Regions from separate parts of the Mus musculus genome. Here regions 2 and 3 are each linked to region 1. A link is a loop called in an ENCODE intact Hi-C map of the cell type or tissue named here. Cell type or tissue: left cerebral cortex. All regions are shown on one strand.

What was found. Peaks named below come from ENCODE experiments on the same cell type or tissue, not always from the same donor. Only the 100,000 strongest peaks of a DNase experiment are listed, where the experiment ranks them.
Region 2: a loop joins it to region 1, with 3 times the contacts of the local background. A loop is called at or near these places in 13 of 42 quality-filtered maps.
Region 3: a loop joins it to region 1, with 2.6 times the contacts of the local background. A loop is called at or near these places in 9 of 42 quality-filtered maps.

What each region holds. Positions count from the first base shown.
Region 1 is chr3:153,489,128-153,497,127 of GRCm38, forward strand. The region is part of intron 2 of St6galnac3 (ST6 (alpha-N-acetyl-neuraminyl-2,3-beta-galactosyl-1,3)-N-acetylgalactosaminide alpha-2,6-sialyltransferase 3); the gene reads right to left. Among named protein-coding and RNA genes, the nearest start is that of Gm46831, 16 kb to the right of the region's middle. In left cerebral cortex, a CTCF peak has its summit at 4,703; DNase peaks (open chromatin) are centred at 13, 856, 4,114 and 4,684; H3K27ac peaks cover 457 bases.
Region 2 is chr3:152,779,400-152,787,399 of GRCm38, forward strand. It overlaps Pigk (phosphatidylinositol glycan anchor biosynthesis, class K), which reads left to right. Exons shown (of 11, transcript NM_025662.5): 11 at 5,997-8,000. The coding sequence ends at 6,113. It also overlaps the pseudogene Rpl29-ps1. Among named protein-coding and RNA genes, the nearest start is that of Gm40181, 27 kb to the left of the region's middle. In left cerebral cortex, a CTCF peak has its summit at 4,545 (motif pointing right); a DNase peak (open chromatin) is centred at 4,560.
Region 3 is chr3:153,650,636-153,658,635 of GRCm38, forward strand. The region is part of intron 1 of St6galnac3 (ST6 (alpha-N-acetyl-neuraminyl-2,3-beta-galactosyl-1,3)-N-acetylgalactosaminide alpha-2,6-sialyltransferase 3); the gene reads right to left. Among named protein-coding and RNA genes, the nearest start is that of Gm52633, 59 kb to the left of the region's middle. In left cerebral cortex, CTCF peaks have their summits at 4,678 (motif pointing left) and 7,953 (motif pointing right); DNase peaks (open chromatin) are centred at 2,837, 4,613, 6,459 and 7,942.

The DNA of each region.
Region 1 (8,000 bases):
CAGCTATGAGCAGATGTCCCTGTATGTATGAGAAGTGAGTCTCTGTTGCCTGTTCTCTGGCAGCCCTGGGTAGGCTGGAATCCTGGGCACTCCCTTCAATCACCCACAGAGCAGTGGAGGAAGGCAGCTGTGGAGTCCCATGGGAGGAGAGGGAGGTTGGATGGCCTCTCGGCCTCAGGGGGGCGTGGTCCTGGAGTCAGTCCTCTGGCTGCTTTCCCTTGCTTCATATTGCTCTCATCAATAACTATTGATAAATGAAACCATTCTCATATATGTGTGTGTACTGCCTCATACCAGTATTTACCAAGGGAGGGAGCTGAGATGTTTGGGCCTTAGTTCTTTTTATTTTGAACTACTTTTTAATGACTCATTCTCCTTACCAACACAATGGGCTTAATAGCTCAATGATTATTTGGGGGCATTTTAAAGTCCAGAGGGGATGAACGTTATAAGTTTCCCAATGTGCTGAGATTCCATCGATGACAAAGAGCCAAATGGCACAGCAAGTGCCTGGGTTATAACAAAAGATACTGTTTAGAATTGGAGGCTTCTAGGCTGACTGAGGTTCCGTTACAGAGAAAAATGAGAGGACATTCGCTAGCAATGGAAATACCTGTCTGGCAAGTCTGTATGATTCAGAGAAGTATGTCTGGGATCAAGGTTCTATTCTTGCAATGCATAATTGAAATGATGCCAAGAGTTCGGTATTACCCGGCTCTACCTTGCTTCCCCTGTGTGAATGCAATCTACCCTACGCTCCCCTTGGCAAGCTAATGGCACTCTGAGGAAATCCACAGTGAGAAATTACAGCCTCCTCCTGGCCTTCTGGGCTGCCTCACGCATTTTAATCTTGGCCTCCTGACAGAAGGGCTCTGGGAATGTGACCCTGTCCTCCATACTTGCTTATTATCCTTCTTGGAAGCATGCGCCCTTATTAAAATCCATGGGATCGGTTCAGCTGCGGCACGGCTGGCTAGCCCAAATTGGAAAAAATGGAAATAGCAAGCAAGAGGAAAACAATTTTACATCCTCCTTTGGATCAATAAAATTAATATTTTTCATTAAGAATAAATCATTCTCCTTGCAACATGACTGGAGATGTGTGGACACCAATGCAGACTGGAATACATATATATAATCGTAAGACATACTTGTTTGTTTGACAAATATTTCTGGAGCATCTACATTGTGTTGGGCAGTGTTTGTCTCTTGAAAACACCATTGAAAAAGTGTTACAATCCTTAGCCATCTCTCTCCATTGAGAGAGGTCTTAGGAAGAAGCCTTCTATACCCTAAGGATCACATGTAGGTGCAGGCATTTTTATCAAATAGTAAAACTATGTACACCGTCCTGGGATGAACTAATAAAGTCAGAGAGGAACTAGCTGTCATCGAGAGAAGCACGTTGGAAGAGCTGGAGTCATAAGTGACTGAATATACCATGGCCTTGCTTTAGGATGAAGCTGGGCCATCCCAAATGGCACCCCTCCTGAGACCCAGATCAGCCTGTAAATCTGTGGCTCTCTCAGGAAGTTCTGAGTAGCATCGACCATATTTGGAGACAAGAGAAGAACAAAGAGAAGTAGAAGCAGGGAGGACAGCAACAAAGTGCACAGAATCCGAGGTATCTTGGCGAGGCTCTCCCAGGGAACAGGCGCCACTGACCGGGGGTGGGGGGTGGGGGGGGTGGGGGGGTGGGGGTGGGGGTTGTGAAGGAAGGCAGGAAAAAAATGAGAGACGGGAGGAAGGAGAAAGGAGGAGGGATAATCAACCCATCACAAACTCGGGGATCTTGCATGGGCAGAGGGTTTTTTGGTCAAGTATTAGAACCATCCTAGCTGCTGAGCACAGAACAGGGGCACACCAGGGGCATGAGGTAGAGGACACTTACTAAAAGACCGAGAGATAAGCAGTGTCAGTGTGCTGAGTCAGAGAGTGGAGGAATGGGGCAGGCTGCTCTGTGTTTAATCCAGAGTGAATCTGCATGGTTTAAGCCTTGAACAACGCAGCAGGAAGGTTTAGAGACAGAGAAGCCTGGAGAAGTGGACAGAGGCATAGCCTGTGAGGTCTCAGGGACTATGTGTGGACCGACTCACAACACAAGCTCTCACTTGAAAGCCAGCTCCTCCTCTGCCCAGAGGGACATCATCAGCCCTGCCCTAGTGGAAAGGCTTCATCCTGGTCTTGCTTCTATTCAGGGAAGTGGTATGGGCTCTGTTCCACAGAAGGTGACTTCAGAGGACACAAAGAACCTCCTCTAGTCTCAACACAGAGGGATGAACGCAAGGCAAACAACTGCAACTTTTGCCCAACTTTTCTAAATATCCCTAAGACTGTTTACAGAATTAGAACACAAGGGGGAAAAAGAGAGAGAGAGAGAAAGGTAGATGTAGTGGGGGAGCCAATCGTGAGACTCCAGGGAAGAGAAATGAATTCTATGTGGCCTCCCGCTGCTGGCTGATTCCCAGGGAGAGCACTCTAGCACACTCATCTCCCACAGAGCTCTGAACCAAGTGCCAGTTCCCTTTGGGTGTCCCCATTGTCATTAACCAGGAAAAGCTCCATTAAAAACACTTACTTGGTGGAAGGCATTCTGCCCACACCAAACTGAATTAACCCTGAGCAAGAGAAATTGAGACTACAAGGAAATTTATAGCACTAATGACTTTAACAATTCTAAGCTGATTAACAGGAGGCCACGAACTGAAATCCTTGCGTTCCAATCAATCTTCCAGGAAACTCCAGGCACGAGCACTTAAGGGAGAAAATTCCATGTGATATTCTAAGCAGGCATCCCCATGAAAGCAGGGGAGTGATCAGAAAAGGCACACTACAATGGCAAGTGGGGTGGTAACTCTTCACTAGCCAGCCTATTCTGCGAATAAGTGGCTAGTTCTCCATTTCTATCTGTCACCCATACACCCTGATTCCTTCACAAGAAAAAGTGTAGAGCTCCTAAGAGGGAGGGCTGCTCTAATCCATTGAAGGTGAAAAGATAACAGGAAGAAAACATGAAGATTCTAATAGATTCAAATGTTGTCATGTTAGAATTGTTACCTGCAGGCAGTGAACAGATTGAATGATTCACCAGGAAAGGTGAAGAACGACCACCTAGTCCAGCATGCAAGTGGGACACTGCGGAGAACGTAGGAAATAGTTGTCATGGTTTAAAAGGAACTCAAACAGGTTGTTGTAGAGACAGAAACAAAGGCAAAAGCTCCCGTGCTCACTACATAGCGCCTTGATGAGGGAGGCATTGGATGATTGCATGTCCACAGAGTGACTATAAACAGGAACACATCTGGAAATGGCTCTCTGGGCATCTGTCTGCCTGATGAATTTCTCATCAATATTCCATAGCAGAAACAGCTCATCACCAGGGGGGCAAAAACCCACTCCATTTTCAGTCTTCTTCCCAGAATTCATGAACAAGTAATCCTTCAAGAGAGGAAGCTGTATGGCTGTTCATCCCCTGCCTCCCCCCCCCCCCACACACACACAGCACACCTCAGTCGGAACATTCAACGGTCAGGTTCACAAGGGTCTCATTCAAAATGCCAGCTTCTCTCTCAGGATTACCAGCCATTTGAGAATCACTGGTTGGCAGGAAGTTTCCCCTGTCAGCTTCTGCCCCATCATGAATTGGAGGGCAGGGACTCTAACAGCTACATTTTCCCATCATATATGGAGGATTGGGAATCTAACAGCTACATTTTCTTTGCACTAGGATCTTGGATGTCTATTAGACACTGCCAACAGGATGCAAGCCATCATGGTCTGCAGTGCTGGAGATGGAGTTAATCTTCCCCTATCACTGGTAGCTGAAAGATGGCCTCTGTCAGCCAGACAATTTCTCAAGATTTCATTTTCAACTAGATACTAGATTTGAAATATGGAAAAAAAAAAGTCACACTTCCCAGAACCCTCATGCTGTTACCCAACCTTGAGTAAGTTACTTAATTTTTTGACCCTGTGCTTACTCATTTGTAAATAAGATTGATCCACTGGCAAGAAAGTGCTGGCTATGACTTTCATTCCACTTGAGGCACTTAGCAGAGCACTTGGCACAGAGAGGCACTCAGGAAGCTGCCGCTAAGATTATGATCATCTGAGAACAACAAAGCCAGCCTGGTGAAGAGGAGGTCTATCTGGAATGAGCAACAGAAGGCAGCTCTGTGACATCAGTGAGCTACTTAGTTTCTTTGTGCTTCATTTATTGGCTGTTCTCTACTGAAAATGGTGGATGCCATAGACAGCAGAATTATTCAGTAAACGTTATACTGTTTATACAAACCTACCAAAAATAAACAAATATCTGTGGATAATCATTAATTATTATAAAAAGTGTGCAAATATTTCCCACCACTGCTAAGGAGGCAAATCAAACAAATCCCTGGTGCCATCTTTACATATAGAAAACTGGTATTTGCAACTAACACATGAAGGTAGAAAGTAGAAGGGCCGATACAGACCATTTTGCTATATTTTGAACATCTTTGTCTGGCAGTAATGCCAAATGCACTGTAAGAGACAGTTAGGGAAAGAATCCTAAGCGAATTCTCCTAATTGGCTTTCTGCATAGTTAACTTCACTTACAGAGAAAAACGGTTATGGGGGCAGGACACATTGCAAGAGAAGGCTCGTGGGCACAATTATGTAGCCTACAGAATTTAAGATGCTTTCTTCCATGCTACAAGCAAAAAAATAAAGAAAGAATGAAAGAAATAAATGCTTCCCAGTGGCAGGAATATGCTAAGGCAGATCCGATGGTGGATATTACTGATGCTGTGAAGTCTGCCTGCCTGTAAAGGCCACAGCACTTTATACAAGCACAGCAGCCACTGTCAGGCGACTCCATCCCTGGACTCTAACCGGGGAGAGCAACAACAGGCTCAGAGCACCTTATTTAATGAAAAGGAGAATTGGAAGGTTCACCCTGGTTTGGACAGCAGATTGGCCACAGTCCAATCGCTGGAAAACAAGAAAGTTGTGGGGTACTGAAGGCAGTCAAGCCAGCTGGTGTTCGTTTGGCTCCCAGGAATATCAAAGATGCACAGACTTGCCCCTCTGAGGTACCAGGCCTTCAATAGTAAGCATTAGGGCCCTTTGGCTCAGAGCTTATCACCTAAGAATCTGCTTCACTTTGATCCTCAGTAGATTCCTGCCAAAGGATATCAATCTCAACCTAGTTTAAAATCAAGAAGCCGGACTGCCATTTCCTACCAACTCTCTAATTTAGGAAAACTGATATTTTCACTCTAAAATGCTGTCCCATCTGACAAATAATTCAGGGAATTCGGGGCCAATGCGTTGGTACAACCTGGAAAAGAACACAGTTAACAATCACCCTGCTTTTTAAACAGAACTTAAATAACGAAAAATAGCACCATTGGTTTTGAAAACTATAGGGAGAGACACAGGAGGTCAGTTCATCAGCAGCAGGGCAGGAATGGCGTGGTAGCTGTGATTTCTGCCGGACTATGAAAGGACAGAGGGAGAGTTGCATAGTTGACCCAGCTATGGTCTTCACCATAGCTCCTAATGGCACCACAAAATGCACTCCTGCATATAAGATCCACGGGGCTCAGAAGTTCAACACAAGCAAGTAAGACAGACCCACAGGGAAGAGTGACAGGCAGCTGAACCCTTAGTTAAAAAACATCCAGACTTCAGACTAAGGTGCTAGCCTTTGTAAGCTCTCTCCTACCTCCTCCCCACCTCTCTATCTTCCACCCAGCCTTAACTGATGCTCTGGAGGCAGGTTCAAAACTCACCCCTGACACTTTGAACATGTGACTTGAGAATTGTCTAGTGTAGCCTATTTTCTCATTTACAAATGAAATTGTGACTTTATATAAACCAAGGAGAATGTGCAATGGACATTCAAATCCCATGACTCAATGTAAGAACTGTGGGCTGTGACAATTCATCTCAGGGGTTAGTTTGAGTAAATCACAGTGCGAGGGTTTTGGCCAAATGCTATTCTGGATGTTCTTTAGCTTTTGTTCATATGGTTTTTAGATAAAATTAGTATTAAATTGATAGGCTTTGAGTAAATTAGACCACACTCTATATACTGTTGACTGCCTGTATCCAGTCAATTTGAAGCCCAAGAGAACAAAGACTGAGTTCTCTTAGCAAGAAGAAAGTCCAGTAGACATTGATTTCAAAACAGAAAGTTCAGCAGGCCTCTGTCTTGCTGGTCTACCCCATCAAAAACTAACCATTACTCCTACATGATTTCAGTGTATACATGTGATCTCAAATTATATGTATGTGCATATCTATTTACATGTACATGACATACATACATAATTTGACTACACATCTTGTTGGTTATATTTTTCTGTAGCATCCTGAATGGTTGTATGAAAATGAAAAACTATAATTAGAAAAATAAAGAAGTAATGCCTTTATAAGTTCTGAGAGGAGAATCAAATACGTTAAATAAAATTTAATGCATACAGCTATGACTTTAGAAGAATAATTTTTAAAATAGTTTCTTAAAATAGCAAATATAACAAAGTCAGCTTCACACAGAATGACCAAACGTCAGAAGGACTCTCTGTAAAACTGTCTCCTGATCACTAATGCTTAGGAATCTCTTGTCAACATAACAAATGTTGAAAAATGAGAAGGAAAAAGACAACTTTTGGAAACTGGGATTGTATACCTAAACAGTCCAAAGTTCCAAATCTATATAACAAGACACAGTGATTTAAGAAGACATGCATAAAAGGCTGAAGTATCTAATTTAATAAAATGATACTATTAAATAAAATATGAAAATTAAGTTTATATGCAATAATAGTAGAAGACTTCAATATCTAACTCTCATCAATAAATTATATAGAAAAAATCTGACATAGAAACTTCAACATTAAACTGTATGACAGATCAGGTAGACTTAACAGATCTCTATAGACTAGTGATCCAACGGCCACATACATTTTTTTCTAAGCTGCCCATGAACATTTCTGTAAAACAAATCAAGTTTTAGAGCATAAAGGAAACCTTAACAAATACAGAAAGTAATCAAGATAATTTCTTGTAGTTTCTCAGCTCTTGGTAGAATAAATGTAGATGTGAGCAGCAAGGAATACTATAAAAACATGCTTGGAGATTGAATAATACCCACTTAAATAGTTAGTGGGTCACTGGAGAGTGAGCCAAGAATATCCTTAAAAGTTCTAGAATCAAATGAAAATGAGACCACAACTTTATCAGAACCACTGGGACACACACAAAAAAAATGCTGAGTTCATAGATTTGAGTGTTTCTGGGAAAAAAAAAAAGACAGACTTCAAATATATAATTTTATGAAAATTTCCAGATTTTTATAAAAATAAGAAAAAGCCAAATTATTAGGTAGAAATAAATAATAAGGATGGTAGAAGAAATGAATAAAATGGAGACTAAAATAACAATACAAGGAATCAATGAAACAGAGATCTTGTTCTTTGAATAGATAAACAAAGCCATAAACTCATAACCAAGCTAACAAAAGAAGGAAATGACCCAATTTATTAAAATTAATGATGGAGTTTGGGCACTGCAACAGAAACAGAATCTAGAGGACCATGAGGGAGACTCTAAAAACGATGAGAAAGTAGAAGAGATTAGTTCCTAGGTACCTATAAGCAATGGAAATTAAACCAGGAGGATATCAGCTTAAGCACGTCTCTGTAAGTGACAACACTGAAATGGTGAAATTCTTCTAACAAAGAAAACCCCAGAGCTGGATAGATTCCCTGAAGAGTCTACCAGATCTTTAAAGAAATACACCGGGGCTTTGAATTATTCCCCAAAATCCGAAAGGAAGGCCGCTGCCTGCAACTGTTAGTTTTAATCGTTAACAAGATATAGACTCTTGTGGGATGTGGGCTTCTGCACCTGCTTGTGAGGGATTATCTTGATTACATTAATTAGTGTCGGAAGATCCATTTTAATTGTGGGCAGGCCCACTTCCTGGGCTCTGTAAAACAGTGAAAGCGGGCTAA
Region 2 (8,000 bases), 710 kb before region 1:
CATGGTTTCCCTTATGCTATTAATGTGATTTGAAGCCTTTAAGTCATGGGGGCTGGAGAAATTAAAATCGCAGGCTGTTTTTCCAGAGGACCCCTGTTGGATTCCTAGAACCTATGTGGTAACTCACAGAAGTGTTCAAGGTCAGTCCCAAGGGAATTCAACCACCTCTGCTGGCCCTGTGGGCACTGCGTGTACATGGTCTGCAGTGATACAGGCAGGCAAAACCATCATACATATTAAAAATATAAGTTAGGTTTTATGTAAAGGGAATCAATACATTGAAAATACAAATAAACTATAGTAAGTAGATAGTGGAAACCAATTATTTTCTCAAGTATTGTAACTGTAACCTTGGTAGATTGTTTTATAATTTTGTTTCTCTAGAGTATAGTATAATTAACTCTCATTATTCTTAGAAAGGAATCTTGGTGAAATTTTGGTAATTTTCTCTTTGCTTAGCAATAAATATGTATAATTTCAAAAATCCTGTTTAGTCTTTACATAAATTTAATACTTAGTTCTGTACTCTAAGTGTTTTGAAGTTATATGGTAATTTTCTCGCAACATGAAAGGGGGAGTGAACCGTTCATAACTCTGAGTGTAGCGTTGCTTAGCTACCCAGCTCTTTCATGTGAAATATTAGACATTGTGATAATTGGGAGCCCTTGAGCTTCTGAGTGCTGGTCCCTGACACTGTGTTTTATGTAAGCCGTTCACCTTTGTGTTGGAGATGTTTCTGTAGGTAAAATAAAAGAAGAGTGTATTTAACAGCAGTCTGGAGAGGGCCTTAACTGTATAAAATTAGTCATTTTAGGAAATGCTCTAATGCACATGAATGAAATTATAAAGAATATTTTAATAGGAGCTTGCTTCAGATACAGCTATACTACAAAATGCTCTGAGGTACTGATCTGTCACAGGGCTGTAGGGATGTCCAGAATGTTCCATGGAGTTGTATTAAAATAGCAATCCTGAGATGGTAGGAGCAGCAGTGGACACACACGGAGAATGTGCTCGGATCACTCCGCCCTCCGCGGTACCCATGTTAAGTAGAAGCTCTGGCTAACCGTTGGCTTGCTGCGAGGATGCCCGTGTGTGCTGTCTGAGACTGGAGTCGAGTCATGGGCGGCACAGCCAGCATCACGTGGGTTTCTGCAGCTCCAAACCCCAGCTCTCCCAGCCCGGAGACTCTTGTATTGCAGTTTTTTCTGTGCATTCCCCTTACACACTCCCTTCCTCAAAATGCCTGTGCATTATACATATACTTTTTAAAACAGATCTTGCCTCAAGTTCATTTGTAACAACATAGGGCACTGGTCATCTGCAAATAGTGTGTAGGCAGGTGTGTCCCAGCAGTCCGTCTGTCTTCACGTTGGCAGCAGCCTTTCCTATGGGGCCTTCACAGGGGCCTGGGCACCTTTGGGAACCTGAGCTGGAGCTGAAGCTGGGCCTTAGCTGGAGCTGTGGCCTCTGCCTTGGATTGAACCTTGGGCTTCAGTTGGCAGAGCCTTTGCGCCTTGGCCATGTAGATTCGAATCCACTTCCCAAGCTTGGGGTGAGCAATAAAAGCCACGCGCTGAGTTTGCGGCTGGGGCATCTTGACATCTTGGGCTTGATGGCCTGAGGCTTCACCAGGGCCTTGATGACCTCTGTGCATGCACTCACTGCCCTTCCATTGTTGGCCTGCATCTTCTCCAGGCCTTTCTTGTTGTGCTTCTTGGCAAAGCACGTGTTCCTCAGGACCTTGGGGTCAACCCCTTAAGAGATTCCGTATCTTTGTGACCGGGGTTTCTTTCTTTCTTTTTTTTTAAATATTTTTATTAGGTATTTTCATCAATTACATTTCCAATGCTATCCCAAAAGTCTCCCATACCCTCCCCCCCCACTCCCCTACCCACCCACTCCCACTTTTTGGCCCTGGCGTTCCCCTGTACTGGGGCATATAAAGTTTGTGTGACCAATGGGCCTCTCTTTCTAGTGATGGCTGACTAGGCCATATTTTGATACATATGCAGCTAGAGACATGAGCTCCAGTGGGGTACTGGTTAGTTCATAATGTTGTTCCACCTATAGGGTTGCAGATCCCTTTAGCTCCTTGGGTACTTTCTTTAGCTCCTCCATTGGGGGCCCTGTGATCCATCTAATAACTGACTGTGAACATCCACTTCTGTGTTTGCTAGGCCCCGGCATTGTCTCACAAGAGACAGCTATATCTGGGTTCTTTCAGCAAAATCTTGCTAGTGTATGCAATGGTGTCAGCGTTTGGAGGTTGATTATGGGATGGATCGCCGGATATGGCAGTCTCTAGATGGTCCATCCTTTTGTCTCAGCTCAAAACTTTGTCTCTGTAACTCCTTCCATGGGTGTTTTGTTCCCATTTCTAAGAAGGGGCAAAGTGTCCACACTTTGGTCTTCGTTCTTCTTGAGTTTCATGTGTTTTGCAAATTGTATCTTATATCTCGGGTATACTAAGTTTCTGGGCTAATATCCACTTATCAGTGAGTACATATCATGTGAGTTCTTTTGTGATTGGGTTACCTCACTCAGGATGATGCCCTCCAGGTCCAACCATTTGCCTAGGAATTTCATAAAAGACCGGGGTTTCTTGATGCCATTTTCGGGACTGGTTGTGTGTGGTGTGGTTCTTGGACTTGGCCGTGACTGCCAAGTAACCCGTGGCTCCCGCAGCGCCTGGGACCGGAAGAGCCATATACGTTTTAAAAAGTGCAGATAAATCCGAGTTGAGCAGTGTCCACCTACAATCCTACTTCCTCCAGAGAAGCAGAACTAAGAAATTAGTATATTTCTCGCCTTTAAATACTTTGCTATAGAATACTAAGCTGTATTTCATATTCAATTTGCATATTGTTTTAACTTCCTTATCATGGGATAGGAATCTCTTAAATCACTAAAATTGTTTATAAGCGTGTTGGTCAGCTACATGGCACCGTCAGCTTCTTTTGTTTCCTGATGTTTACTGAGGAGGTGAAACTGGAAATCGTGTGAACGTTTGTCAGCACTTCTGGGTTCCTTTACTATGGCTTCTAGAGGAAGAAGGAACATTTTAAAGACCTAAAACTGAAGTTGACCTTGTTAATTAACATTTGCTAGTTTAATTTTAAAGAGCAAAACATTTGCATACTGTTTTTATGACAGAGAAAGTGAATTAGCCCTTTATAGATTTGTGAGAGCTTTGATCCCCATCTCCTTTATTGATTAGCCCTGTGCCTTGTGACTTGGGGGGAAGCCCCCTGAGCCTAATCCCTTCTTCTGTTACATTTTCCTATTGATTTCCTTTTAAGTTTATTTATATACTCTGTAAAGTGCAGGTATTTCAGGAATTTGTTTCTGTTCTCCACCTTTGCTCTCTTGTTCTCACTCATTGCATTTGGGCTTATAAATCTTTTTACTGTGTGCATTTCCTACATTTTATCCCCTTTGTCCTTTGTGTTTGTATCTAACTTATTTAAAGTTTTAACTATAGAGTGTATTTTTGTGTTTCCAGAGCTGAGTTAAAACAAATCTGACTTTGACACTAATCCAGTGTTAAGAATGTGGAAACAGTACTTCCTTGCCATTGATTTCAGAGAGTTCTAGCATCTGTAAATTCTTTCTTTTACATTCATATAACATCTACTGTAGGAGGTTGCTATAATAATTATATTTTATTAATATTAGTAACCTTTTACTGCACCATTTAAACATCACAGTGTGTGTTAAGAATGTTTGTATTGAAAACTGAGTTCCGTACTACCTGTGCTCTCAGATGTTTGCTGGGGGCTTGGAGCCCTTCTCTCACAGATAAAGGTGAAGGAAGTATAATAAGCTTTTATTGTTGTAACCCATTGACATTTGTGAACTTTAGTAATGGTAAGTTCATGCATGAATAGAGTGTATCTAAGTTACAGCCACCTGCTCCCCATCCTCTTGACTCCTAGCTAACCACACGCTGGTGGCTGCCTTTTCTGTTCTCTATGGCCATCTTTCTGGCTTTGTGCCAGTACCACAATATTAGCTAGCATTATTCTTTTTTTTCCCCTTAAAGCCTTATCCCTCTCTGTAAACTATCATAATTGTTTACCTGACATCTCATGCTATAGGCATCCTTACCTGTCTTATGTTTTTAAATCGCTATTGTAAGTAAAAGAAAAAAAATCTATTCTTTTACTCACATGATTGATGAGTGCTGATTGTGAAAGAGAATATTTCTTTCAAGCATGAGCTCTTCTCAGTAGTTATTACAGATACATTTATATACTTTGTGATATGTATAACAGTTTCAAATGAAAGTTTACTCCCCCACCCCTGCCCAGGAGTTGTAGATTGGCCAGTGAGAACAGAGTGGTATTAATAAAAGCTTTAACAGTAGGTATTTTCATCTCATAAAAGTGAAATGCAAGGTAGGGAAAAATTATAATTAGTGTTCTATCAAAATGGAAGTGCCAGTGGAGGACAGTCATCCATAATTATCTAATTAGATTAACCACACTGTCAGTTTAGCTAGGGTCAAAAGCAGAAGTGGGAGGTGTTTCCTTGTCCAGCAGGGGGCAGCATCTGACTGTCGCTAATGGGTCCCCTTACCTACTGCTGGCAAGGGGACCAGGTACTTCATGCTGAGCCCGGAGAGTGGGAATAAACACTGTGCGGTGTCCGTGAGGCCTCGCCCATCCCAGCAGAGCTCCTGGTGGGGCAGCCAGTCAGTCCCCTCAGGCCTTCGTACGTACACACCACTGTTGAAATTGGAGCCACAGTGGGTCTGTCTGTGTGAGTCTTTATTATGGCTTTAAGAGTCAATACTTTTCTTTCAGCTCAGTGTTTATATTTCATGGCTTTGATGTGTAATAAATCATTCCACAAATTAGTGACTTAAAACCTTTGTTTGTTGGTCATTTGTTGAATGGGTAGTTTTCAGCTTGTAACTGTTACCATCCTGGTTAACATTACAGTAGGTTGACACATGAAGACATAGTAGGCACACACCTCAGTTACAGAACCGTAATGCAGCTATTGAAGACACAGTGAGGTGGGAGAATGGTCTTCCCTAGACGAAGGCACACAGGACACTCAGCTGTGGACTGTGGGTGTGTGGGAGAAGAGGTGTACGCGGACTCTAGACGAAGGCACACAGGACACTCAGCTGTGGACTGTGGGTGTGTGGGAGAAGAGGTGTACGCGGACTCTAGACGAAGGCACACAGGACACTCAGCTGTGGACTGTGGGTGTGTGGGAGAAGAGGTGTACGCGGACTCTAGACGAAGGCACACAGGACACTCAGCTGTGGACTGTGGGTGTGTGGGAGAAGAGGTGTACGTGGACTCTAGACGAAGGCACACAGGACACTCAGCTGGACTCTGACAGGCTTGGAGCTCAGCAGGCTGGTGTGAGATGAGTGGTAAAGGTGACTGATGTGGTAGATAGGAGCATGGAAGGAGGAGCCAGCCTTTTGAGAGTTCAGAGAAAAAGAGTGTTTCTGCCAGAAACAGTCTCGGGCCGGCATCACCCTAGTCAGTGAGTTTTAAAGAAGTAGACCATGGTCAGGGCCACCTCTGTGAAGGGAAAGTACAACCAAGGTTGCTGCTGTGGTCGTAAGCAGCTGTAGTTTGTACTGTGTCCTCACCCTCTAATGAGTGTGGTGTGTGAGTGCTTCCTGTAAGCAGCAGCAGGGCCCTCATCGGGCCAGCGTTCACTAGGGAAGATGAGACATATAAAGCATAAATTAATGGAGAGATAAACTTCGGCAGGGCTCTTCCCTGCCGAGTGACTTGGAGGAAGGAGGCGGTTGGTTGTGCTGTGCCAGGGCAGGCCCCTCTGCGGCACGAGCTTCCTTTACAGGATAGTTATCCCATTTGAAGTCTGCCCCTGTAGCTGTCCCAGTGTGGTGTTCACTGGGCCACGCCCTCTTATAACTCATCCACTAAACGCTCTCCCATCAGCACATACATTATCTATTGCTGCGTTCTCAGCTCTGAGGTGGCCATGTTGTCCTTGTCTTGCAGAAGCCAAAGCCGAGAGACTGGCACCCTCCCGGAGGCTTCATCCTGGGGCTGTGGGCGCTCATCATCATGGTCTTCTTCAAGACCTATGGGATCAAGCATATGAAGTTCATTTTCTAAGACTCAAGGATGTATGAGGAAGAATGAATGGAAGACTGCAGCCTTGGAGCAAAACTTAGGTTTTCATATGTTTTTAAATATGTTGCTTTTGTGTAAATTTGGGAAGAAAATTAGGAAAATTGAATATTAATGAACTTTTGACTTTAAAACATAATATTGTTAATGCACTTGTTTACTGGCCACAGAATATATCTTTCATTGTGTTTGTGTGTTTGAGTTATAGAAAGCAGAGAGCAATGACATTGGAACTTTATGCTTAATTCTTTTTACCCTCCTCTCATTGTAAAAGTGAGTAGTAAAGGTGTTAGTTCCCACTAAAGGAAATTACTTCCGTTCATAGGTTTGTGTGTGCTGTCTTGGTCTGTTTATCTATGGACATATGTTCCCAACCATACAGAATATGCCATCTCTAATCTTTGGTGTTTACAATGCATTATTAACCTTTCTCCGCCCTCGGACATCCTTCAGGATATACTGTGAGCCTGACTTGGATGCACTTGCCTACAGTCCAGGCTGTTCAGGAGGCCGAGTCGATTTTTGAGCCCTGGGGGTGTTGAAGGTCAGCCTGGGCAACAAACAACAACCAACAGAAGAGAGAAACACCACGGAATGCACCGCCCACTCTATGGTGGTCACGTGACAGCTCCTGAGGGACCCTTACCTGTTCCTAGAGTTCCCTTGGGCTCACTCTGGGATAGTAATGCCTCTGGAATTCTGCAGCTTTACTCGCACAGGAAGATGGAGACACAGCTTTACTCGCACAGGAAGATGGAGACACAGCTTTACTCGCACAGGAAGATGGAGACACAGCTTTACTCGCACAGGAAGATGGAGACACAGCTTTACTCGCACAGGAAGATGGAGACACAGCTTTAATTGCACAGGAAGATGGAAACACAGCTTTACTCGCACAGGAAGATGGAGACACAGCTTTACTCGCACAGGAAGATGGAGACACAGCTTTACTCGCACAGGAAGATGGAGACACAGCTTTACTCGCACAGGAAGATGGAGACACAGCTTTACTCGCACAGGAAGATGGAGACACAGCTTTACTCGCACAGGAAGATGGAGACACAGCTTTACTCGCACAGGAAGATGGAGACACAGCTTTACTCGCACAGGAAGATGGAGACACAGCTTTACTCGCACAGGAAGATGGAGACACAGCTTTACTCGCACAGGAAGATGGAGACACAGCTTTACTCGCACAGGAAGATGGAGACACAGCTTTACTCGCACAGGAAGATGGAGACACAGCTTTACTCGCACAGGAAGATGGAGACACAGCTTTACTCGCACAGGAAGATGGAGACACAGCTTTACTCGCACAGGAAGATGGAGACACAGCTTTACTCGCACAGGAAGATGGAGACACAGCTTTACTCGCACAGGAAGATGGAGACACAGCTTTACTCGCACAGGAAGATGGAGACACAGCTTTAATCGCACAGGAAGATGGAGACACAGCTTTGGTAGCTGTTTATCTAGGGAAGTCATGCCTCTGAGAATTTTTAGTGGTAACCCCTCAGAGAAACATGCCCTATTACTTTTTATTTTTAAGCATACTGTGAACTTCTAGAATTGATTGTATCTCTTCAGTTTTTGTCCTGAAAGAGACAGATTGCTGACAGCTGGATCTATGCTGTCCCTGAGGACAGCCCCATAAACTGGATGACATACATGGAGCACACACACTGAAGGCCCCGCCTTCATGTCTGATGGATCAGTAAGACACATCCAATACTGACTCTTCTAGGATGTCAGTCACCTCCACATCTTCCTGCGGTGAAAAGATGGCCAAGCTTGTGTTTTGTGACCATTCTCAGACACTCTTTTCTCTTTCAGACTTTGGCATCAGAGAGCCGTGCTGGGGTGGGCTGTGCC
Region 3 (8,000 bases), 160 kb after region 1:
CAGAGTGGCGGGCGATCTCTAAGTCTGGACAACTACGCAGACAAGCAGATTTCAGAAGACTGGGCAGCACGTTCCCTGAGGAGTTGTCTCCTGCACTTTGAGAGCAGACTGGCTTTAGCCAATTGATAGTGACAGCTGCCAATTTCTAATAACTTCTTCAGGCCACTTCCAGTCTTTACCGACTAGATTTGTAATTTGTTTGCTTGTTTGTTTGGCCAAAGCCTGGCTCTATTTAACTGATACACTGATGGACATGCTAGGATTGAATAACACTGAGAAAAGGCAAGCCAACAGAAATGCACAGGGCAGCATTCAGCACTGTATGTCTAAGTGAAGGGACAACCCCGAGGTGGCTCTGCTGAAGTTCTAAGAGCCAAAGTACAGATCAGCTCCATGGAGAGAAAGGGAGAGAGGGAGAGAGGGAGAGAGGGAGAGAGGGAGAGAGGGAGAGAGGGAGAGAGGGAGAGAGGGAGAGAGGGAGAGAGAGAAAGAGAGGGAGAGAGAGGGAGAGGGAGGGAGAGGGAGGGAGAGGGAGAGAGAGAGAGAGAGAGAGAGAGAGAGAGAAGAGAGAGAGAGGAAGAGAGGGAGAGAGAACACGAGAACACTCATGGACCTGTCTATAGAGCTCTTGGTTACCAACCAAAACTAAGTAGTCACACAGAGGTTCCAGGTAAAAATTAAAGGGTGCACCCTACACAAAAGTGACTTTTCAGGGGCTGGGTATGTTGCTCAGTTTCTGGACTGCCTTCCGTGTATGGGGTCCTGAGTTAATCACCAGCACCACATATGTCAGGTATAGGGGTGCATGCCTGTAAGCCCAGGACTCTGGAGGTCTGCACAGGACGATTAGACATTCAAGGATATCCTTGGCTAGAGAGAGAATTCAAAGCCAGACAGGGCTACATGAGATCCACTCCTAAATGAAAGGGGGGGGTGGTCTGTGAAGGGGGAAAAAAAAAACCTCTTAAAATGCAGACGCTCTAAATTGGTGTTTTTCAAATGCCAGTTCAGATACACAAAAGAAGGTGTTTGAACTGCACTGCCTTGCACAGCCTGTGTGTAGTGTGCAGCACAGAGGAGCCCTGGGAGCAGGCTGTAGATGAGAAGAACCAGTCAATGTTACCAAGTACCAGGAGGCAGGAGCTGACACAAGGGTCTCAATCAACACTGTCCACTGAGCACAGGGTTTCAGGAGACTCTGTGTCCAAGTCTGTCTGTCTGTCCACATGTCTGTCTGTCTCTGTGTGTGTGTGTGTCCATGTGTGTGTGAGTGTGTGTGTGTGTATGTATATGTATGTATGTCTGTGTATGTGTGTGCACGTGTGTCTATATGTGTGTGTGTGTGTGTGTGTGTGTGTGTGTGTGTGTCTCCTGTGCCTGTGAGCCTGTGTGTGTGTCTGTGCTTATTTACATACACACTGGAGACTTTCTCCCTGGAGCTTGGAAGGGAGCGTCACGTCTCCTCCCTGTGAAGCCCCTAGCTTGGCCTTAACAGTCACAGTTCACACAATGGCTACTCTCTGGGTGAGATCGCTCCTCCATCCGCTGGCACTGCGGTGGGATTCTAGCGACCCCCCCAGAAAGTTCTCTCTTCAGTAGGTAAAGCAGCAACCCCTCAAGCTATCCAGGATAGGCCCTTCCCCCTGTGAGATTCAGAAGCCGACACGCTGGCTCACTTAACTATAGCCGAAGCTTTTCTCAGAGGCTCCTTGGCCTCAAACAATTCTAGCACACACCCAGGCCAGAGCTACCATGCTGCCACAAGATTCCTTCTGAAACCTAATCCAGACACTTGTGCCCCACATGAGAGCATCCACCAGGGTCTGCTAGGTCACCTTTGGCGTTTAGTCACCAAAACCTGAGACTGTCAATCATCCCCTGAACACAGTTCATTCCTCCATCCATCTGTGCCTCCAGACTTATTGCTCTCTCCCCAGAATATTCCCACCTGTGGAGCGCATCTTTTTGTACCACTTCCCACAATGCCTCCTCCAAAACGACTGGCAGCCATTCCCGAAGGCACTTCTCTTCCAGATCCTCTCAAGGCACCATCCTAACAGCGACGGACTGTGCCTGGAAGGCCCACCCGTGCTGCCCCAATTCCTCCAAGCTTCAGTTTGTGTCTCTGTAAAGCAGGGCCTTGTGTTGCGTCCTTCAGACACCTGGAGTGAGGACTGAGCTAGTTAGCCTGTGTTTAGCACTCAGCACAGGCTAGAGTGTTCTCTAAGTGTGAGGTCCCAGAGGGCCTGAGCTTGGGCTTAATTGGTTTCATGCCTGGTTTCTCCATCTCATGGCAGGGACACTCCTGAAAGCAGGCCCTCGATGAGTCCTGGTAACCAGATCATTTCTATGCTAGCGCACTGTCTGATATCCAGAAGGGAGTAAATAGGAGGTTTGTCCAATAGTTACAGAAGGCTGCCCATGAGTGAAGGTGGGGCAGACTGGTTCCAGGCACTGCCCGTAGCTCAGAGGCATTTCAGCCTCTACTGCCATCACTGAGGAGCCTGCACCAGTGTCTCACACTGCCCCATGCTCTGTCTTTTGGGAAGTGTCTGGGTTTTCCTACCCCTACATTCTACTGTCAGAAGTAGAGCTGCCTCCCCCTCCATCTTCACAGACACTGCTCCAACGACATACAACAGCCCGGCACCTCACCAAAATCCTGTCACATCAAAGGGACAGCCAAGAGTTCTAGAATCAGCCCCCCACAACAGCTTCATCTCTGGACCACACCCTTGGACACTATGTTGCCAGTGGATGAAACGGCTCTCACTGAAGTGGCTAATGGGGAAACCTGCTCCCTACGGGACTGGTGAAGGGGAGGCCGGCAGTGCCAGGTGCAGCACGAGCTGTGGTGAATGCTGTGCGTGGGTGGGTGGGCGAAGCTGTTTCCATAGGGGCACCTTCTCAATCTGGGTGCTGCTAAGTGTGTGACCCAAAACAACTAGGCAAGCGTGGAACAGAGACAGGAGGTGGTTATTGCTCTGGGAAGGTTACAGATACACAGGGAAGGTGACCAGGATGGCCTGTGGTGAGAGGGAGACATCGCTAGGAACTCAGACTGCCCTTAGGACAAATGCAGGCAGCTTGGTGCAAACACATCCACCAACCGCCATGCCAATGCATCTAGATTGGTGCACAGTTATCCTGCCTTATCCTGTCAGCTGGGAACAAGGAAGCACCCGGCACTGCCAGGTTCCAGATCTGGCTTCCCAGTATTATCCTCCAGTGAAAGGGTCTGGGGCTCCCATGGTCAGGGAACACACAGCATAAACCTGAACTTTCCCATAGTACAGAAACTAAGAGAGTGTTCAGAAAACAAGCAAAAACACCAAAGGGCTCTGGGGGCCAACAGCATGACCTCCCAGTGGCCAGAGCCAGAATGTATGAAATCGAGTAGAATTTGATTATAACCTAAAGTACAGAATGTACCTCTAATAATCCACTATAATCGAAATAAATAATCAACTAGGGAAAGAGGCGAGGGAGGGAAAGACAAGGTCTGCCATGCAGTGAAATGCCCACATGAGGAAGGGGGCAGCTCTTCCTTCCCAGGGGGAGCAGCACAAAAAAAAGGTATCACGTGGCAGACAGGAACTTTGCAGGGGGTGGGGGACACACATGTCCTCAGACAGGTGACAAGGGTGATCCCAGAAATGAAAAATCACACCGATAGCGGAGACCCTGATAGGATGCGATCAGAGGTCGATCCTGCTCTACCTACAGTCTTCCTCTCGAACATCCATTTCCCCATCTACTCACGAGAAAGGTCTCAGACAAACTCCAACGGAGAAACGGTCTCCCAAATGCCTGACCAGCCCTCCACACAACAGCAGCAGGTGATCCAAAAGCCCTGAAGGCAAATAGGTGCTGTCTTAGTTAGGGTTTTACTGCTGTGAACAGGCACCATGACCAAGGCAATTCTTCTAACACCAACATTTAATTGGGGCTGGCTTATAGGTTCAGAGGTTCAGTCCATTATCCGCAAAGCAAGAGCATGGCAGCATCCAGGCAGTCATGGTGCAGGAGGAGCTGAGAGTTCTACGTCTTCACCTGAAGACTGCTAGTGGAAGAATGACTGCCAGGTAGGTCTTAAGCCCACACCCACAGTGACACACCTACTCCAACAAGACCACACCTAATAGTGCCACTCCCTGGGCCAAGCATATACAAACCATCACAGGTGTTTTTACTAAACTGTCGCTCTTCAGTCAGGTAAACTTAAACTCTCACTACATGGAAACTCCTGTCAGGTGACTCACACCAACCCCTTCCCTCAATCTCCCCGCCAGAGAACAAAGAAAGTACTGCTCCCCTTCCGGTCACCTCTTGTCATACCTCAGGGGAGCATTCTCCATGGATTCTAAGCCAGGAGTGTGTGCAGTGGAAGGAGCGGGCTGGATGGACAGCTTGCCCAAGGAGAGCTCCAGGAGTAGGCTCTTCTCTCATTGGGGATGCTTAAACAAAAACGTGCATAACTTACAACACTTTTAGGCGTCGCTATGCTCAGCCCGAGTGTGCTGGAGAGTGTCCTTATGTTACTGGAATTCCTTCACGGCAGGAGCTGGGGTGCAGAGATGGTTCTTAAAATGCATCCCACTTTGGGGACTTGTGCTAAAACAAAATCCCAGTTTGTACCAAAAGTATGACTTTAAGAGTGACGAGAGTGCCCTCTTGTGGTAAGGACTGAGAACTGCAAGCAACCCTGTGACTATTAAGGATATTAAGTTGGGAGTTTTCTCCTCTTCACATTCTTGGTGGCCCGACAGAGGAAACCATCCTTGTAAGTACAGAAAATTCCAGCGGGAAATGGACAAATCTATCCTCGGCCAGACAGGTCCAGGTTCTGTTTCCCTTCTTATGAGCAGTCACCTTTGACAGAAGACCACAAGCTGCTGCCCCAGTGACATTGATCGGGACCTCAACGACTCTTGACACCAGGTCGAAAGTCTTTACGGAACACACCAAAATGGCAAAGAGTTGCTCATTTCTGAGGGCCACCCCGTCTTTGGAGGACAAAGAGATTAGATAGATAGATAGATAGATAGATAGATAGATAGATAGACAGACAGACAGACAGATAGGTGGTGGGTGGATGCATGCATACATATATTTCCTGAAAGTCAGCCTCCCACACAACAGAACAGGACAACAGAACAAAGAGGACATGGAACACGACTCACCATGCCCTGTCTAGGTCACTACAAGACAAATTTTTTTTTTTAAATCCAAATTTTTTTTTAATCCAAACAAAGCCACCAGTTTTCACATGTAAATTATTTATTCGGGTAAGTGATGAGACAGAAGCCGCATCAACAGTAAAACCAGGGTGCTCTGTGACGACAGGGTAAGACAAGAGGAGCCCCACCCCAAGTTTTATTAAAATGAATGTGGAGTACACCTGGCTGGATCCCTTCCCCGTGCAGGCTCTTGGGATGCTGTGATTCTAATTCACAGACGCTCTCTGGCAAGCCCATGTGTTTTCAAGCCCTAGAGAGGTAGAAATGTGGAAGATGCAACTTAGTTTCAGCTATTCCTGTGACAGCCAAAGGGCCAGCAGAGAAGACAACCCCAAAGACAGTCGAAGAAATGCAAATTAAAGGAAGGCGGTTGGCTGCGTTATGTGCCAGTGAGTTGACTTGATAACCTGAGATCCACACCTGGAACCCATGCGACAGAAGGAAAAAAACAATTCCCAAGAGCTGCCCTCTGACCTTCACACGCACACCTAGAAGAAGCATGCCTGCATATCCTGTACACACGATTTTTTAAAAGGATCATTTCTCTTTTTCACAAAAGAAATGATGCACTATCGCTCTGCACTAACCAGAGAGGTAAATGAAAAAGCTTGATGTCCTGGCATATCAATTACAGAAGACCCAAGGAAAGAGACACTAGAAACCACCTCTAAGAAAAGGCTGAAATATTCTTTCCATTCCAGGGCAGAAGTAGCATCCAGTGTCTGCAGAATGTACGTTATCTTAAGACCCAGGCCCTCCCTTCTGAGAATTCCAAAGCACCGTTTAGACAACTTTTCTGAGACCAACGTCCCTTTCCCAAAGGGTCATGATGGCTCACAGACTTTCCCCTTTGGGCTCCAGGTGCATCAGAGAAAGAAGACAGAACTGAAAATCCAGAAACCATTTAAGAATCAGACCAGGATCGGGTAGACCCTCCAGAGCTTCCAGCAGACATGGCAAACCAGCAAATGCCATGACTAGACACAAGATGGCTGACCAGGCTTCCAGTCTCACAGGTTAAGAACTGTTCCCAATCACAGGGCTCGTCTGTTTGACCCATGAGCAACACCATCCTGTGTGCCTTCCTAGTGTAGACTCCACAGAAGCCTCACTGTCTACCCTGCGGGCTACACAGAGGCTCCACACTGAGAACCGCAAAGGACTGTGAGCCTCTCTGAATCTACAAAGGAGCTCACCTGCTCTACAAACAACCTTGGCTTGCATCTAAATGAAGTGTCTAGAGGCTGTGCTCTCCCAACTTAGCCCCGGACCACAGCATCCTGAATAGCATTGCCCTTAATGAGCCACGGATGAGACAATGGCTCTCAGGCTGCTCTGGCATGGACTCCAAGCTTCCTTGGAAAATCAAAATGCCAGAAGCCCAAGTAAACACTTAAGACACAACAATGCCAAATAGACATGAATAGCAAATACCTCCAAAAATATGAGCTTCTCAAGAGACATTATTTACGCACTCTGCCATTTTTTTTCTCTTTCTGTGGCTCTCAAAGAGGATTTAATCCTCTGACAATTTTTCACTCAGAGAAAGACAAAGGAGCCCACGGTGGAAGGGAAAGCATTGCTCCATGAATCAAATCCAGTCTGCCTCATAAGTCACAGTGGATCTACATTTCTGTTCTGAGTAACGATTGGAAAGAGGGCTACAACCGTAGTCAGGAGGTCTGACTTGTCACCTCAGCTCAGCAACTGACCAGTGGTGAGGCACCAGCTTCCCTTCTGAGGTCTGGTCTCACTGGCCTCACGGATCACCTGTCTAGGGCCCTCATAGCTCATGGCCTCAGGAATGTGGCAGAGGGCTGAGTGTTCCACTCTAATGTCCTCAGTTTCTGTTATGTGGGTGCCTCTGCCCATCTCAGAGGCTCTAGGCTGGTGAAGCCTGCACCCACAAGGCAGGATAACCCAGAGGCTTCCACCTGCCTGGACAGAGTGGAGTTCCAATCCTCAGCAGGGTCTGCTGCTGCAAGGATTGCTGGTCCGGAACACACCCTCTCTGGTCTTCTGTCCCACTCCTCTCTATACAGTTTTCTGGTACTATCGCCCACAGCAGGCTCTTGAACTAGAATCCTTTGGAAGAAATCCAGATTGAAATAGAGACAGCATGGCTTTCTAGCAATCCACTCTGTAACACAAGAACTAGTTCATTTCTGTCCAGAGCTGACCCCAAAGCAACCTTAGGGGGAAAGCCTCATTTTAATACGGCTCTGAAGCTCTGGCTGATTCCTGGTGGCTCTCAGCGATGAAAAGTGACACTACTCTGTCACCTGCTCTGTGTGCTAGGGACCACTAGTGCCACTTCTCTCTTAGAAAGGGCCAAAGGCTAATGTCATGAGAAAGCAGGCCAAGTCCAAGGTGGCTGACGCAGGCCTTTGAACCTGCGCTTTCACAGTCCACGGACCTGAAATGTCAGTGCTCCCTGACAGTGGTGCTAAGGGAACAACTGCTCGACCAACTTCGATTATCTCTGGTAAAAAGAAGCCAAATTCACAGGAACACGGAGCCTGGCATCCTCTGTCCGGTGTAAGCGGAGAGCTGGGGCGTCTCTGAAGCCGCCTAGGAAACACACTTCTGGGCGTGCCTGTGAGCATCGGCTGAGGTGGAAAGACTCGCTCTATATGTGTCACGGGCTGTCTCAAACAACCACACAGCTACTGGCCCCCAACCTGCTGCACCGAGCAGCCACCACTAGAGGCCACCACACGTACCTCTGCACCTGAAACCCTTCATTAACATCCTCCAGAT